Regions from separate parts of the Homo sapiens genome. Here region 1 is linked to region 2. A link is a contact called in ENCODE Hi-C or POLR2A ChIA-PET data. All regions are on one chromosome and are shown on one strand. Each heading gives the region's core, a stretch centred on a gene start or an enhancer-like site at or near the end of the contact. The rest is flanking DNA. Distances are from core to core; before and after follow the strand shown.

Region 1 (2,780 bases), core at 276-2,775, 120 kb after region 2:
TGGCTGGAAGCTTCCTTCAGCTCCTAGAGATTGTCCTCAGCTCTTTGCCATATGACCTCCTAACACAGCCACTTCTTCAAAGCCAGCAAGGGAGAGAGTGTCGAGCAAGACGGAATCTTATATAACATGAATTAATCATAGGGTAGTGATATCTCATCACCTTTTTTATGTTCCATTGATTAGAAACAAGCCACAGATCCCACCTATATTCAAGGAGAAGGAATTTCATGGGGGTAGGAGCACCTTTGGTCATGGTAGGAATCATGGGGGCCACCTTAGAGTCTGTGTTCCAAAGATGGATAGGAAAGGAAGGAAAAGAAGAGAGCAAGAAGAAAAGAAAAATGGAGGAGAAGAATGTATCTATGTATATATAGCATTTATTAACCATATATTATGAGCAAGGTACTGTGCCAGTTATCTTCACATGCATTTTATTATGTAATCTTTCTCCAAACCCCATGTGGTAGGTGTTAACTATTGTAACGACTTACAAAAGAAAACTAGAATTCAGAGACGTGAAGCAAGTTTCCTGAGGTCGTACAGTGCAAAAAGTAAAACTAGGAGTCACACTTGTTTCTGCTACACTCTATAGCCCAAGCTTTACCTACTACCCTGTAGTTTAAGAGAGGTGGGAGAAGGAGGAGAAAAGGAAAGAGATGGAGAAATGAGAGATAACAGAGCTTCCAAACATATGCAAAGTTGTTCCTAAAAGAGATGACAATCAATAAGGAAATCTGTAGGTCTACAATATATTGAATCGGTTTTCCCAAGAACCACCCAATTAAAAAAATAGAATCTAGAACTGAAGCCTGTGGGATCACAGATGAGTCTCATGTGTCTGAACTCTTTTCTGGCCCACCTGAGTTTCAGAACCTGGAACCAAACACTACAGCCAAGCTATGTCCAGAACCTTGGAGACACCTGGCTCATCCAGGCAGTGCCCTACACGCATGTTCTGCCAAGCTTCTGTGGGAGAACATCTGGGCCCAGGCAGCCAGGCCAGGGCCTGAGTTTGTTTTTCATGGCTCGTTTGCAATGTCCTGTTCTATTTCTGGACACTCCGTCCTTCCCAACTGACACTGGAGCTCAGTTTCCCAATAGCCAGTTTAACAAAATGGCTCCAAAAGTGCCACTCAGCACTAGTCATTGGAAACCAGAATTTTCCATCATTTACTCTAAGAAGGCTGGCTGAACATGGCACATCCCTGACTCCTGTCTTAGTTGGCCAAGTCTCTCATCTTAGAGGGGCAGCTGCAGACATCACAGGAAGCCTCCTCATGCAGACACAAGGTGACTCACAGCAGTGAGAGGAAAGAAAGGTATTTGGATATCAGATCCCCCTTCCACCAAGTGAGGGAAGGCAGGTGTGCTAGTCCTAGCTCCCACCCCAGCTGTCTGCACTCTTTGACTTGATAACAGCCCCAGCTGGTTCCCTCTGTGCACTTCTGTCCATCTTTCCAGAGTGGGAGATGAGCAAGAATATCTGTGATCTTGGTGGTTCACAGTCAGCCCTGCTAGAGTCTAACCAAGCAATGAACCGTGTTGAGTTCAAACTTAACACAGGACCACTGGACCCTTGGCAGAGAGCCAAAGGAAACAGAAGATGTTGAATCATTCCCCTACTGGGGCAGTGCCTAGCTGTGGAGCTGTAGGGCTGCAGACAAATCCCTGCTCTGTGCCTCACATCCCTTATCTGTAAACTGGAGATAATTAGAGGCCCTGCCTCGTGGATTGTTGTAAGGCTTAGATGAGATAGTACATTAAGACATGGTATCAATTGACCAATAAATGTTACTTACAGTAGGCACTCAATAAGAGATCAATGGTGTTGCCTCAAATACATCATTATACAGCTTGCATAAGATAATGACAGGTCACATACACACCAGTGAAGAACCTTCTTTTGTAACGAGGTGGGTTTTTAGTAAATATTTGTGGAACATTAATCGACTTAGAATATTGAACAACTACAATAGAGAAGCCACTTCACATAATGCTACATAAAGAGGAATAATTAACAAATGCAGGATATTGCAGGGGAAAGAGGCCAGGATTCGCCCTCAGACCCCACCACTTACATATCAGCTGTGTGACCTTAGGCAGGTTAGTTCACCTCCCTGAGCTTCCAGTTCTTCACCTGTAAAATGGTTGTAATACCTGCCTCATCAGCTGGTTGTAAGGATTGAGTGAGATACTGTATCTAAATGCACTTTAGCCCAGTTCTGGACCCACAACAAACTCAATAAATGATGACTTTTATTAGCTATTTTGCAGACTAATGGAATTAAGAAGGAAAAAAAAAAAAAGGTGGGGGGCGGGTTTTGGAAACGCACTTGCCTAAAGGCTAAAACACTGACTGCTTGGAAACCACCACGTAGTTTCACTCCCTAAATTGAAAGAAAGAATGCCTCATTCAAGTGCCTGATTAGGAATTTGAATAATCTAGTTCTAACTAGAAAAGTCAAGAAAAACGGAAGGTATTAGTCATTGACTGATAGAATATCTGAGCTGGATAGAATCCTAGACCATATTGACCAGAAGTGACTTAGCCACTGTCACATAGTTAGCCCAGGCAAGACTAAAACATGATACAAAATCTTGCATGCCTAAGCCATCGATTAATAGCTGGGCTTACTAGCCAGTTATCCCCATGGTTCTCAGTTAAAGGTCATTTGACACCATATAGAGGTCACCCACTGTGTGGGCAAGTCCTGTTGTTTCGGTTAGAGCCTGTATAATAAGGCATGTTGGAAGAGGAAGTCCTTCTAAGACTTACTCAT
Region 2 (2,700 bases), core at 140-2,639:
ATGTGCTTGTTAATTTAAATAAATGCATACATAACATTCTTTAACAAACACAGCCCCCAAACCAGGCCGATCTAACTTGACCTCAAGCAGACAAATGAAAGTTACTAGAGTAAGTAGCAAAGGGTAGCTATAGTGTCCTCCCCAAACTGTGGGCCGAAATTCAGTTACTATGTGAACTAGAGGCCCAAGACTGTAATTTCATTAACGATAAATACTAAATCCTTTTTCATCTTTGTCTTCTGAGGACCTAGTACGAATGTCCAGAACATAGCAGAAATCTAACAAAAAATTATTCAATGAATAAATGAATGGATGTTACATTTTTAAGACGTATTTATTAAAAACTTTTTTGAGCTTTCTAAGGATATAGTATTATTTTAATCACAGCATCATTATGATGATATTTTTTAACCTTCGTGTTTGTTTCTAGCTCTGAAGGGATTCTTGTAGTCTTAGTGGAGTACCAGTTGGTTAACCTTGTTTAAACTTATTCCTAACCCTGCCCAACCCACTGGCAAATACTTATAGTTCACAAATCAGGAAGTGGATGTTTTGGTGCAAACTTGTCTCCAGTAATAGGCAAAGAACTCAAGTATGTATGTTTTGCATACGAGGGGTCATAGCAATATTCCTGAGTTCAAAGGACGGTAAATAGAGCTTGTGGTTCTAGCTTCACAATATATCCATTGTCTGACCACTTTTTACCACATCCACTGATACCACACTGGCACTATTAGCTGCCACCAAGATTATTGCAATAGTCTCCTAGCTGGCCTCCCATTTCTGCCCTTGCCAGTGGTGTCTCCTCTCAACACAGCAGCCCGAGTGGCCTGTTAAAACATAAATCATCAGACCATGACCCTCCTCTGCTCCAGTCGGTGCCCAATCAAGAAAACAGAAACCATTCCAGGTATTTCCAAGAGAGGAAATATAGGGAATTGGTTACAAAGATTAGTGACTGCAGGTAGCCACTACCACCCCTAGGAAGGAGGAACAAAAGGGAAAATGGTGTTTCAGCGAGCCCACAACCAGAGCCAGTAAAGCAGCTACTGGTGGAAGCAAGCAGCCGGCCAGCATTCCTAGCTGCTGCTGCTGCTCCTGCAGCTGCCCTATGGGAAGGCCGCCGGGAACCCGATTCAAAAAAAGGAAGGCTCTTCCTCCCTCTCCTCTCCCAGTGTCCTGGCGCACCTAACAGGAAGCCAGCGGGCACGGGGGGTCCGGAAAGTGTAGTTTGCACGTCTCCTGCCCCAGCAGCAAGGGGGCGGGGGGTTGAAAGGGAGTGCGGAGGGCGGTAGCAGAAAGCAGGCTCTATCCACAGCAGGCCCTCACTCAGAGTAAAACCCGAGTTCTCATCGTGGCATCTGAGGGAGGCGCCCCCGCCGTGACACACAAGAACGAACTTTCCCTTCAGACGTCATCCCCGCTGCTGTCTTCATGCTCACCCAGACCAGCCACGCGGGCTCCTTCCCTGTTCTTCAAAGGTGCAGGCGCTCTTCTTCCCGACTCTAGCATTTGCTGTTTCCTCTGCCTGGGATAGTCTTACGCCAGACACCTTCCCAGCTCACTCCCTCAACTCCTTTAGGCCTTTCTTTAAATGACACCTTTTCTTATTTCTTATTTTTATTTTTAATTTATATTCCTAGACATCAGTCTCAAGCTGATAAATGGCACCTTGTCAAGGAGCCTCCCTGCAAGCTAATTTAAAAATTGCAACCTATTTTTTTTTTTTTACACGGAGTTTCGTTTTTGTTGCCCAGGCTGGAGTGCAGTGGCACAATCTTGGCTCACTGCAACCTCCACCTCCCGGGTTCAAGCGATTCTCCTGCCTCAGCCTCCCAAGTAGCTGGTATTGCAGGCATGTGCCACCACGTCTGGCTAATTTTTTGTATTTAGTAGAGAGGGGGGGTTTCACCATGCTGGTCAGGCTGGTCTTGATCTCCCGACCTTAGGTGATCCACCCGCCTCAGCCTCCCAAAGTGCTGGGATTACGGTGCGAGCCACCGCGCCCAGCCTTTTGTCCTTTTTAACACCACTATACGTTACATATATGTGTGTGTATATATGTAATGTATGTGTTATATATATAGCTTACTATATATAATTGTATATATTTTGTTCTATAGGCTATACTTATTGCATAAACATATATATTATTCCCATAAATCTATATATTTAGTTGTCTGTATTCCTTCACCAAAATTTAAGCTCGTAGGAGCATTTAGTTTGTTTTGTCTACTGATACATCCTCGGTGCTCCATAAATACTTGTAGATAGTCAACAATAACATACTGTACACTTAAAAGTTCATTAAGAGGGTAGTTCTCATGTTAAGTGTTCCTACCACAATAATAAATGAATACTTGTGAAATGAACACAATAAATATGATCATTAGTAGGTTATTTATTATGTGATGAAAAACATTAAAGGCTCTTTACAGAAGCTGAGGTTGCTCACACTTCTTCCTCTGGGCAACCTGCATAACCCCACTAAGGCTTAAATTAGATGCCCCTTCTGCATGCTCCAAATGCTCCCTGTAATTATCCTATCCCAGCACTTGTCACAGTGCATTGCAATTATCCATTTATGTATCTATCTCCTCCTCTAAAACTAAGTTCCATGAGATACCAAAGGGATGATGCCTCTCTGGGTAACATGATACATCAAGCACTTTGGAATACTGTCCTGTATGCAGCGGGGCT

What was found. Hi-C counts contacts between places; a loop is a spot of excess contacts on that map. ChIA-PET counts read pairs that join two places held with the same protein, here RNA polymerase II (POLR2A). Pooled maps may share reads with other maps.
Region 1: a loop to region 2 is called in a map of endothelial cell of umbilical vein, with 2.1 times the contacts of the local background. The contact joins two enhancer-like sites. A Hi-C loop is called at or near these places in 4 of 168 maps with a recorded cell type or tissue (Calu3, HepG2, PC-9 and 1 more) and 2 of 50 pooled maps. POLR2A ChIA-PET finds 5 or more read pairs at or near these places in 1 of 52 experiments (HEK293).

Annotation. Positions count from the first base shown.
Region 1 is chr5:145,974,151-145,976,930 of GRCh38, forward strand. The region is part of intron 2 of SH3RF2 (SH3 domain containing ring finger 2); the gene reads left to right. All of the region lies in intron 3 of LOC107986458 (a long non-coding RNA gene), which reads right to left. Among named protein-coding and RNA genes, the nearest start is that of SH3RF2, 39 kb to the left of the region's middle. Within about 2 kb of position 1,526, at least 15 of the 41 ENCODE cell types and tissues checked have a DNase peak (open chromatin) inside an H3K27ac peak, as active enhancers do.
Region 2 is chr5:145,855,287-145,857,986 of GRCh38, forward strand. It overlaps a transcript of GRXCR2 not described here. Among named protein-coding and RNA genes, the nearest start is that of GRXCR2, 16 kb to the right of the region's middle. Within about 2 kb of position 1,390, at least 17 of the 41 ENCODE cell types and tissues checked have a DNase peak (open chromatin) inside an H3K27ac peak, as active enhancers do.